3 separate regions of the Homo sapiens genome follow, and regions 1 and 3 are each linked to region 2. The links are chromatin contacts, found by Hi-C or POLR2A ChIA-PET in ENCODE. All regions are on one chromosome and are shown on one strand. Each heading gives the region's core, a stretch centred on a gene start or an enhancer-like site at or near the end of the contact. The rest is flanking DNA. Distances are from core to core; before and after follow the strand shown.

Region 1 (3,741 bases), core at 1,139-3,638, 110 kb after region 2:
AGTGTTTGAGACTTGCTGTTTGTTGGTCATTCACTGCAGATCCGCATGTCAGGAGCCAGCATTAAGAAGCTGTAGAGAGCAATGGAACGGACGCCAGAAGGGAACCAGTGTCTTTCCTTCTCAGACTGGGGACTCTCTGTTCCTTCTTGAGGTCATTAGCTGTCTTGGGTACCGGCATGCTATCCCGCTATCAGCATCTACACTTGCTGCTTTAGGGAAGGGCCATATAGTTCTGCTGGTCCTAGGCTGACGATTGCTCACTTTGAGGCTCTTCTTTTCCTTGCTGTCCCCTTTGCTTGGAGCAAACCTCACGACAGCTCCTACCTCTGCTGCAACCCCCAGCGTTTTGTGGGCTGTGATCTTCTCCCAGTTTGTTTCTCAGTCAATCGAATTCTGTCTGTTTACTTCATGTTAGGGGTTGTTCAAATTTCTGGTTAGTAGATGGCATTTTTATCGCAAATGTATTTTTTAAAAGTTATTACTGTAGTTAATTTCATGTTAGTTTTGGAAAGGGGATAAGACAGCTGTGCTCAATGATCTTGATGCAACTGTTTTCACATTATGCTCTGTTTATCCATTCATTCATTTAATTACTATTTATGGAACAGCTCCTATATAAAAATATTTTTCTCGGCTGGGCACAGTGGCTCACGTCTGTAATCCCAGCACTTTGGGAGGCCAAGGCAGGCGATCATTTGAGGTCAGGAGTTCGAGACCAGCCTGGTCAACATGGTGAAACCCCATCTCTACTAAAAATACAAAAATTATCTGGGCACGGTGGCACACGCCTGTAATCCCAGCTACTAGGGAGGCTGAGGCAGGAGAATTGCTTGAACCAGGGAGACAGACGTTGCAGTGAGCCACGATTGTGCCACTGCACTCCATCCTGGGCAACAGAGCAAGACTCTGTGTCTCAAAAAAAAAAAAAATTTTCTCTACCATGCTATCCCTAAATTAAGGTACTTAGGCTACCACAAAATATAGGTTTGATGATAACATGAAGTAAAATGTTTATACTAAACTGTTAATTTTCCCCTTTGATGATAAAGAAGTTAGATAGCTATTTCCAATTACATTTTTAATTTCTCCATTGTACAATGTAATATTAATATAAATCTTACAATAAACAAACATCCTGGCTTAAGTAAAAGTTACCACAAGGTGGTGCTGAGAAGTTAGCTTTCTGAACATGGAAGAATCTTTGCTTTTAAATTTAAGTCTGATATTTTCTTAAGCTAATATTGATCAGGTAAAGATCTCATTTGCATATATCAAAAAATCTCATTTACTAAAAAATTAAAAAAAATATTGTATAGTTTCTGTTTGGCCTCAATTTTCAACTTTTTTTCTTTTTTTTTAAATCATTGATGTTGAGGTTTAAACTGTTAGCTTTGGAAAGATCACTTTTCATGGTATGGGCGTTTTACACCTAATCTCTGTGTGGGAGGTGCTTCCCAGCTGATTACTCAAACGGGCAAATGTTTATCAGGAAACTGTGTTTACCCAGTATTCCCATGCTGAAAAGAAACAGCAATAGCAAACTTCCTTCCCAAGCATTTAAATTCAAATGAGGCTGCTTATTACCTGAAGTATATAGGAAATCAAGTCTTAATCTAAAAAACAAAAAAGCCCATCGAATAGAAAAAGTGCCAATCTCATGTAGCTCTTCAACAGTTAATTTATTAAGCACCGTTTGGTACCTAACAGCCAAGTCAAAGGGCTGAGAGCATTCCAAAGGAAGTCATGGAATTAATGTCACCTTTGCTTCTCATGTCTAAGAGAGCACTTTTTGTGAGGTAGCAAGCCTCCTACCACACCAAAAGCTACAGCACACCTGTGCAGCTGAGTGAGGCCAGCAACGGAGGGGTTGCCCAGAGGTAGCTACCGACTCATTGACCCATGTGCTCCTACTTGTACAAATAATATCACTTAAAGTCCAGGAAGCAATAAAGAAAGTTTTAAAAAATACCATTTAGTGTATATCATGAAAGTAGTATATAGTAGTAGTAGTAGTAGTAGTTGTTATCTACTGAACCAAATTTTTCCATCTTAGTCACATACATTACTGCCAATATCACATGGCATTAGTTTTTTCTACCACTTTCAAGATAAAACTAGTGGTATTAGTTTTTTCTATACTTTCAGGATATACACTAAAAGGTACTATCGTAATGAAATGCAAACTTAAAAGGCAGGAGCTAAATTTATTTCAGCTTTCTTGGATCACATTATGTGTAGCTCATTTTGTACTATAACATGTGGAATGAATGTTTGTATATCAAAGCCTCATGGTAGAGCAGAAAGACCACAGGACTAGAATCCAGAAGCGCTGAATCCTGGTCCCAAAACTGGTAAAACCTCAGTGTGTGACTAAGAGCAAGTCACGTAACCCAAGCTTTCAGTTCCCTTATCTGTGAAATGAATGACTTAGACTACAATAACTTCCCAAGGCCCTTCCCCTTCTCAAGTTCCATGATTCTTCATTTAAAACATGTTAAATATAATAGCTGAGAGGCCTGTGCTGAAGTTCAAGTCTGATACCAGTGTTCTTTTAATTTTCTTAGAAGTAGGGAAATAATTGACTTCTTTTGAAGCCATTGGCTGGCTGAATTCATAATAGCACAGGTTCAGTTCTCACATATCCTGGTTTTTACTAACTGTGTGACCTTCGGCAGCCTCTCTGTGCCTCAACTGCCTTGGTGATAAAATGGGAGTAATAATAGTGACCACTGCACAGATATGTTATGAAGATAAAATGAGATTATACCAGTACAGTATTTTGTGCAGTGCCAGGCACATAGTTAAAAGCTCCATTTGTGTTAACCTTTGTTCTTACTATTCTTTGTTAAATAAATGTGTCCTTTGTATACAAACACTTATTGATAACCTATCAAAGTGGTTTTCTTACTTTTTCCAATGCCAAGAATCTCTATTTCACCACAGACTCCATGTTTGAAATAGTTTTATTTACTGAACCAAATTTTTCCATCTTAGTCACATATATCACTGCCAATATCATATCAAAATCCAGGGTTCTATACCTAATTTTCAGCCCCAAACCAAAGGAATCCTGAGGTAGCCTTATCATAGAGAAATTAGTTCAATTAAACCTCCTGAAGAGTTAAATATACAAACTCCAGAGACTTTAACTTGGAATCAATAGCACGTAAGCTGTATGAAGTAACAAGATGTGGTTCATAGTCTCTTAAGAGCTCAGAATTTAGGAAGACAGAAAGGCATAACCACCATACTAATTTAGGACAGAAAGAGGAGGAAAGGGAAAGGAATGGTTCAGAGCACAGAGAGAATTCTGAGCAAGGAAGGACTTGAAAGAAATAAGCAGGTGCAACTGCCTCCCTCACCTTACTTCCAAATACTGCCATCTCCAGATATCCCTTCTGAGAACCTAGGATTAGAGCCTGTCCTTTGAGCTAAGAAACTGTCTTTGGAAATCTTATTTATAAATGCAAATATGTTCACTGTTAGAGATATAATCAATCTGATATAAGGGTTCAATCAGTTTCTTAGGGAAGGAAAAGGTTCTAAGGGAACAGAGTGTTAAGACAAGGAAAGTTATGCATTAATGCCTGAGGAGCAGGTTCAAAGGCCACCTGGTAAGCAAGACAGCCACCTGGCTGTGTGGGAGCTGGCTAGACAAACTCTACTCCACAAAGCTCCCAGAGTACCTGGACGGCTGGTGAACCAGAAGTGGGTCTGCCAGAGCCATGGCATCACCATTGC
Region 2 (4,254 bases), core at 743-3,242:
AGGTCTGCTATAAGGCTCCTGAAAGTTTATGAATGCTTGATAATCAAAGTCTGGGCTTTCTGTGCTTGATGTTGTAGCATTATACTGTCAGTAACATGGGCACAAGTGTATCACAAGATTTCCTCTCTAAATACTTTTCCTTCTTTTTTAGACGGAGACTACTTTTTGATGGGCAGGGGGAGCAAGTGCTGCTGATATGGCCTGCTACTGCAGAGTGCAGGAATGATATCTAATATTCTCCTTTCCTGACTTTAATAGCACCTAGACTTCTGAGCTGGCTTAATACCTCATAAGCCTTTAGGAGCCAGACCAACTGTTACCTTTCCTACTATCAGAAAGCTATTAAAGAGTCTGAAGACCAGTGGGAGCGAACGTTCAGTGTGGGCTGTGGAGGCTTGGTCTGTCAGCTGACACAGCAGCGAGGAGGATGGTGTTCAAGGGCCTGAGCAACTAACAAATAGGGTTAACAAAGAAACCTATTTGTTAGGTCTTCTTCCAGTCTTCAGGTGGAAGAGAATAGAAGAGCTTCTCAGTAAACAGTAAAGAGCTGGAAAATTCTTCTGGAAGTACGAAAACCGTAGTTCTCTCATAGGTGTTCTTTATGGCAATTGGCCACCACTTCCTAGGGAGGCATCATGTTATGTAATTACGTACAAAGGTTTTAACATAAAAGCTAAAGGGTCAAATTTGCTCACTTTTACATAAGGTGGAAACAGTATTATTGGAAAAGGCTTTCCTTCTAAAAAGAAAAAAAAGGGCCAGGCGCGGTGGCTCACTCCTGTAATCCCAGCATGTTGGGAGGCCGAGGTGGGCGGATCACCTGCGGTCAGAAGTTCCAGACCACCCTGGCCAACATGGCGAAACCCCATCCCTACTAAGGATACAAAAATTAGCTGGGCATGGTGGCATGTGCCTGTAATTCCAGCTGCTCAGGAGGCCTAAGTGTGAGAATTGCTTAAACCCGGGAGGCAGAGGTTGCAGTAAGCTGAAATCGTGCCACTGCACTCCAGCCTGGGTGACAGAGTGAGATACCATCTCAGATAGATATCTAGATAGATAGATAGAAAGAAAGAAAAGAAAGAAGAAAAGGAAACACAGACAAAAGTTTGTTTAAATTATACATACACTGGTCTAATTGACATCTGAAGTTTCACTTTTACTGTAGTCCCGTTATTGCATTTAACTTTAGTTATTTCAGAGTCATTACATGATATCACTGAATGACTAATTTTTCTTCCTAAACTCTAGCAGGAAATGTTCATGTAGCATGAAATTTAGAAATGAGAACAAAATTTTCACATTTTGAAGGATATGGGCAACTACTCCCAAATGACAGAGAAAACCCTTCAAGTTAATTACAAATATATTACTTTTGAAAATAGGATAAAATCCAATAAGCCATCTGTAAACATCATTTTTCTCATTTCCTATTTATCAGAAGTCTGTGTGAAAAGAACAATCACAATGTGTCTTCCTTGCCTCCCTTCCCCCTAGCCTTTGGAGAACCATTTCCTCTGGCCCCATGACCCTTTGCTGCTGGGGATTTACAGGCTGTCTGGGAATGCACAGCTAAATACTCCACAGAGACTCAAAGGTGGGCCCACAGCTAATTACAGCCACGTGGGGGATGGCATGTTTCCTAAAGCGGCTGTGGCTGAGAAAGCAATGTATCCTTTCCTTCCTACACACCACCTTCCTCCAGCCATCATCATCAATGTATTAAACAGGAACACTGAGTTAAAAATAAAAGCTTTGGATGATTTAAAAAATGTCAATATAGTAACTTTCTTGTTTGAAATAGTATTCTCAGAACTAATTGTGATATACAGTTTCTAGGGAACTTCTAGTTCTTTAGAGAAGCTGTGCAATGACCAAATGACTGGAGTCAATAAAACGTGCCCCACCAAAGACAAAGAATGTTTATTTGCTCAAGAGTTGCTGGAGGACAAACTGCTCACACAGCCTGTTTCCCTTGGACTTCTACTGTACACCAGGCCTGTGGAATTCATTGCCAAAGTTCTACCTCAGACATAAGTAACCATCCAGTCCCATGACAGGGAACCCACCTCCCTCCCACTACAGTGTGTCTAGTGCTTAAGGACGACGGGGACGGACAGATTTAAAGCCAAATCTGTCTTGGCTTGGACTCTTGTTGCATATTAGCCATGTGGATTTGTGCAAGTTATATAATCCTTGTAGGTTTTGTTTTTTCGTTTATAAAACAGGAATCTCTCAGGACTGATGCAAGGATTGGATGAAAAGATCTAAAGCCTTCTGTGAGGTCTGGCACATGGTAAGCACTCACATGGTCGTTAAAGCTGTGCTGCCCATGATGGCCGCCACTGGCCACAGGTGGCACTTGAGCACTTGAGACATGGCTAGTACAAACTGAGATGTGCTGTGTGAAACACACACTGGATTTTGAAGATGTTGTATGAAACAAAGAATGTAAAATATTTCATCAATTTTTTACATTTATTACATATTTAAATATTTTTGGATATATTGGGTTAAATAAAATATATTATTAGAATTAATTTCATCTATTTCTTTTTAAAATAAGGCTTCTAGAAAAGTTAAAATTACATGTGGCTCATATTAAATTTCTTTTGGAGAGTACAATATTGGCACATTCCATTCTCAAACAGGAGCTCACTCTGAGAGGCCTGCCTTCCAGGGCCACCCAGTCATGAAACCTGGTTAGTCTTAGGACTGTGGCCCGGAGAGAGACCTTTGAAAAACAATCCAATCCCTGATTGTACAAATGTGGCAACTAAGACCTAAGAGACTAGAGCTGCAGGAAACAAGTCCAATTCCCTTTCCAAATCAGCAGCTCCTGAAAAACCTATAGAGAAATGCCAAGACTGTGTTCCTCTATCCCCTCTTCCACCATCTTTCCTTTTTCCAAGTGAAACCACTCAGTCCCTTAAAGCTCCTCACAATGGCATCTGCAGAGAGCTCACAGTCCTGCTCACATTCCAGTTACCAATGACCTTAATATGCATCCCCCTTCCCACCCCAGTCCAAATATAACATTCTGGATATGGTCTGACCAGCATAAATCAACTGCTTAGAGTACTGGCGCCAGGGCTCTTCAAATATGTAAGATAGGTTGATCCAAACCACGGGTCTTGCTCTCCCTGAATGAGGAGGTATCTAATTTTGAAAAAGAATTAAGAAAAAAAGAGAAAGAAATACACCAGGGAGTTTATTCATCATAGCTGTGCTCAAACCCCACTGTAGATAAATGAGCCCATACGGCGCTTGTAAGCTGGTGTGGCCCCTTGGGTTTGGCCACTCCATTCATATGGTATCTATTATTACCAGTAGCATTCCTGAAGCTCCCCCTCTGTCATCTGCTTATACTGTGCCCAAGGTTGAAAAGCAATCAGTGTTTGTGGAAACTAAGGAATATTTTCAGTATTTAACATCCTAACAAGATAATTTACATTATTAGCTCCAGACCTCAAATATCACCTTAGCCATTTAGTGCTCCTGCTAGTTTGGACCAAAAAACAAGGAAATCTTTCAGCTGGGATCATGGAACCTAAACTTAATCATGTGACAGGAAATTCTTAAGAGATGACAATTTAAGCACTCAAGCAGCTAAGTATGATTAAAAACCACAAATATTGCCTTCTACTTAAACACACATACTTTTGTGGGAAACTAAGCTTAATTAAGGCCATAAGGATCACATATTTTAAGTTGAATCATAAGTTATAATGAAAGGTTGACAACTGCATAGTTTTATATAATTTATGTGGTATTAATTATAATTTCATGTGATCATCATAGCCCTTCCTTTCCCCTCTCCTCTATATTATGGAGGAGAAAACTGATGGCGAGGCAACTTGCTGAGTTCCATGGTTAATAAGTGATAGATTGAGGCTATAACCCTATGTCATCCCTAAGACCCCTCGACTAGGTTTTTAGGATTCCTCGACCAGGTTTTTTTTTTTTTTTTTTTTTTTTTTAAATATCCCTGTGCTTGGTAGTATTAGAAAAATAGCAATAGCCCAAACTGAGGTTCTCTATTCTATAAACATACACAAGGGAAAAAGAAATAAATGTTTCTTCCTACTCCGATATGTGCCCTTTGTCCCTCCTCTTTGGCCTGGAAAGATGCTCCAGCCTCCGTTACTCAGTAACTGCTCAGCTAATAATTCTCATTATTTATTCTAAGATTCCTAAGAATGCAAAGAACAATGACCTTGCCCTCGACAAGTTGTAAAACTTTATGATCAAGAGTGT
Region 3 (3,697 bases), core at 1,094-3,593, 100 kb before region 2:
AGCCAAAACCCACCAAAAATCAAGATGGCCACGAGAGTGACCTCTGGTCATCCTCACTGCTATGCTCCCACCAGTGCTGTGACAGCTTACAAATGCCATGCCAACATCAGGAAGTTACCCTACATGGTCTAAAAAGGAGAGGCATGAATAATCCACCCCTTGTTTAGCATATCATCAAGAAATAACCAGTCCAGTTACAGTGGCTCACACCTGTAATCTCAGCACTTTGGGAGGTCGAGACAGGCAGATCACCTGAGGTCGGGAGTTCAAGACCAGCCTGGCCAACATAGTGAAACCCCATCTCTACTAAAAAAAATACAAATATTAGCTGGGCATGGTGATGGGCGCTTGTAATCCCAGCTACTTGGGAGGCTGAGGCAGGAGAAATGCTTGAACTCGGGACGCGGAGGTTGCAGTGAGCCGAGACCGGGCCATTGCACTCTAGCCTGGGCAACAAGAGTGAAACTCCATCTTAAAAAAAAAAAAAAAAAAAAAGATAAGAAGAAAAAAAACATAAAAATTGGCAACCAGCAGCCCTCGGGGCTGCTCTGTCTATGGAGTAGCCATTCTTTTTTCCTTTACTTTCCTAATAAACTTGCTTTCACTTTACTCTATGGACTCAATCTGAATTCTTTCTTGCGCAAACTCCAAGAACCCCCTCTTGGGGTCTGGATCGGGACCCCTTTCCTGTAACAATATCACACAGAAAGGCAAGCTCAGGAGCCTGGAAGACTTTACTCAGATTGAAAGAATTAACACAGACTGAATTCTCTCTCAAGGGGTGATCCTCTAAGAATTCTTTCCTTTCCTATCATCTTTGGTCAGAATAATTTTTTGCTTAATTGATTTTTCTTATTCATTATGGAACATAGTGGGGTGAGAATAGAATCAAGGAAGCAGGAAGGGAACCATCCAAGGAAGAGATGAAGGAAGCAGACGGGGAAGGGAAGAAGACAGATGGGAATGAAGAAAATGGGCCGGAAAGAGGAAACTGATAAGGAGAAGTGGGGAAAAGAGGCAGTAGATAAACCAGGAGGGCTTGGGCCTTGGCCTAGAGAACTGGTGAAAGAGGCTTTTGTTGCTGTTGTGAAACGGGCCCCATTCAAGTCTTCCCTGCTCCCTGAAGCATCTCCAGCCCACTCTGGTGTTTACATCTTCTGAGTTCTGAATTCTGGTCCAGATCTCTTCCCTGAGCTCCACCCTCATCAATCTGATCTCCACCTTGGTGTCTAGTAGATATCTCCAATGCGTCTGACCTTCCCCAACCCTATGTAAGCTCTATGAGGCAGAGATTTGGTGTTGGTTTGTTCACTGCTGTATCCCAGAAGCATGCTTGGCACCAAGCAGACATTCAATAACTATTAGTTGAGTGGATGAATTAATAAACTCCTGTAGCAGCAACAGGCAAGAGTACACAATATGCTTTTACTGCATTGGAATGCTGATGTTTCCTGCTTGTTTAATTTTCCCAGCAGAACTGCAAAAACCCTTTAAGATCAGGGATGCTGTGCTTTTATATTCCTGTTGGCGTTTAGCACACAGCTGTGCCCATTGGTGATTTGTTGACTGATTAAACAGCAAGTCCCACCAACAGTACAAGCTCATGGCTAAAGCCACCTTTCTCAAAGAGTAGGAATCACATGCTAACTCAAGAAAAAAAATATGTTAATTCATATCCACAAACTTCTAAGCACTTCAGCTTGGGCCTTGTGTCATCTTAGTGGTATAATAGTTTTCCTATGTTTGATTCTTGTCCTCTTTAATAGAGTACGTCTCATTTACACATCTGGATTTTAAGCAGAGTTTTTGAGTCTTACTCTCCTCCTATCAGGCCTTCAGTGGCTCACCAGCACGATGTGAGCACACATGAGAAGCTCAGCCCACTCCTGCCTGTAGGCTTCTGACTTTGATTAAAGATAGAGGCCATGCAGTGCTGGAAGCCCCTTGCATACTATGATACAAATCCTTCAAATCCCTGCTAGGCTGAAAGATGGGGTTCTGATTTGCTGCTAGTGACATCACCCTTCTGGTAACCTTCCTCTCCAGATGTGCCTCTGCTCTGTTTATCTTAGAGCCTCATTTCACAGCAGCAAGAAGACACAACAGGAAGCCAATGTCTGAAGCTGTTCCCATCCATGCCAGTTTCTCATAGCCTGTCTTTGACACAAGAGCAGCTCAGAGTCAATTATGTTGGATTCATTCACTAGGAACTTTTTCCCACCAGAGTCCTTGTTGTGGGTGGAGCAGTCTTTTGTTCTAGCTGGTTTGCTGTCTCTGTGGAATTGCTATCAGAATGGCTGTTTGCTATTGGAATGACTAAGAGCTGCATCATTGCTACGTTAGGAAGCAATTATCTGAAAACAAATTCATTTTCTGAGTCATCTAGCCGATTTAGCCTGTGCCACTCTTTCCCCCTTCCACCCCCTAACATTTCACCAGTTAAACAACTAAAATGTCCTCCTATTCATACCTCCTGCTCTATTTGTCAGGAGATTATATATCTGGTTTAGATGGATCAACAGAGTTATTACTTTTCCCTGTGTTACTCAGTCTGTCCTATTCTAATCCTAGATTTATTTTCGAAAGACACATGGTTTTCTGGATTATTTTATCTGGCTTTCACTCCTTTGTGTGCTAGGTGACTAACATTGCACTCATGAGCTCAGCATCCTTGCTTCCTTCTTTCTGCCTTGTTTTAAAGGTATAATATTTTCACATCTTCTTCATATTGCGTATTTGTTTCCTGTGACTGCAGTAACAAATTACCATAAACTAGATAGTTTAAAACAACAGAAATATATTCTCTCACTGTTCTGGAAGCCAGAAGTCTGAAATCTGTATCACTGGTGGAAGCGAGCTGTCAGCAGGGCTGTGGGCCTTTGGAAGGCTCTAGGGAGAATCTGCTTCTTGTCCCTTCCGGCTCCTGGTGGCTGCTGGCTCTCCTTGACATGTGGCCGTATTATTCTAATTTCTGCCTTGGTGGCCACGTTGCCTCCTCTCTTGCTGTGCGTCTAATCTCCCTTTGCCTGGCTTGTGCAAGGACACTTGTGATGGTCCACCCAGATAATCCAGGATAATCTCCCCATGGCAAGATCCTTAAATTAGTCACATACACAAAGCCCGTTTTTCCTTATACAGCAACATTTACAAGTGCTAGGGATTAGGGACTGCTATCTCTGGATGACCATTATTCAGCCAACCACACTTTCAATTCCCTGCTCTCCACAATGCACAGAATATTTTGTATGTAGATTAAAAAGTTGGTGAGGAAGATAAGGGAAGAAAGAGCAAAAGAAAGGAAATAGAGGATAGTCAAAGAGGATTTTTTTGTAATCCTAGCGCTTTGGGAGGCCCAGGAGGGTGGATTTCCTGAGCTCAGGTGTCCGAGACCAACCTGGGCAACCCAGTGAAACCTCATCTCTACTAAAAGACAAAAAAATAGCCAGATGTGACGGCGTGCGCCTGTAGTCCCAGCTACTCGGGAAGCTGAGGCAGGAGAATTGCTTGAACCCAGGAGGCGGAGGTTGCAGTGAGCTGAGATTGTGCCACTGCACACTGTCAGGCTTCTGAGCCCAAGCCTGCAAGTATACATCCAGATGGCCTGAAGCAACTGAAGAATCACAAAAGAAGTGAAAATGGCCGGTTCCCGCCTTGACTGATGACATTACCTTGTGACATTCCTTTTCCTGGACAATAA

The links. A loop is a pair of places that touch in the nucleus more often than their neighbours do. ChIA-PET counts read pairs that join two places held with the same protein, here RNA polymerase II (POLR2A). Pooled maps may share reads with other maps.
Region 1: a loop to region 2 is called in a pooled map, with 9 times the contacts of the local background. The contact joins two enhancer-like sites. A Hi-C loop is called at or near these places in 1 of 168 maps with a recorded cell type or tissue (CD8-positive, alpha-beta T cell) and 5 of 50 pooled maps. POLR2A ChIA-PET finds 5 or more read pairs at or near these places in 2 of 52 experiments (Panc1 and activated CD8-positive, alpha-beta memory T cell).
Region 3: a loop to region 2 is called in a map of endothelial cell of umbilical vein, with 6 times the contacts of the local background. The contact joins two enhancer-like sites. A Hi-C loop is called at or near these places in 1 of 168 maps with a recorded cell type or tissue (endothelial cell of umbilical vein) and 6 of 50 pooled maps. POLR2A ChIA-PET finds 5 or more read pairs at or near these places in 6 of 52 experiments (AG04449, AG04450, H1 and 3 more).

What each region holds. Positions count from the first base shown.
Region 1 is chr5:76,581,063-76,584,803 of GRCh38, reverse strand. All of the region lies in intron 5 of IQGAP2 (IQ motif containing GTPase activating protein 2), which reads right to left. Among named protein-coding and RNA genes, the nearest start is that of F2RL2, 40 kb to the left of the region's middle. RefSeq lists an enhancer at 2,488-2,577. Within about 2 kb of position 2,388, at least 4 of the 41 ENCODE cell types and tissues checked have a DNase peak (open chromatin) inside an H3K27ac peak, as active enhancers do.
Region 2 is chr5:76,688,954-76,693,207 of GRCh38, reverse strand. All of the region lies in intron 30 of IQGAP2 (IQ motif containing GTPase activating protein 2), which reads right to left. Among named protein-coding and RNA genes, the nearest start is that of NCRUPAR, 21 kb to the left of the region's middle. Within about 2 kb of position 1,992, at least 6 of the 41 ENCODE cell types and tissues checked have a DNase peak (open chromatin) inside an H3K27ac peak, as active enhancers do; they include endothelial cell of umbilical vein, where a contact is called at or near this core.
Region 3 is chr5:76,789,422-76,793,118 of GRCh38, reverse strand. No RefSeq gene overlaps it. Among named protein-coding and RNA genes, the nearest start is that of F2RL1, 28 kb to the left of the region's middle. Within about 2 kb of position 2,343, at least 15 of the 41 ENCODE cell types and tissues checked have a DNase peak (open chromatin) inside an H3K27ac peak, as active enhancers do; they include endothelial cell of umbilical vein, where a contact is called at or near this core.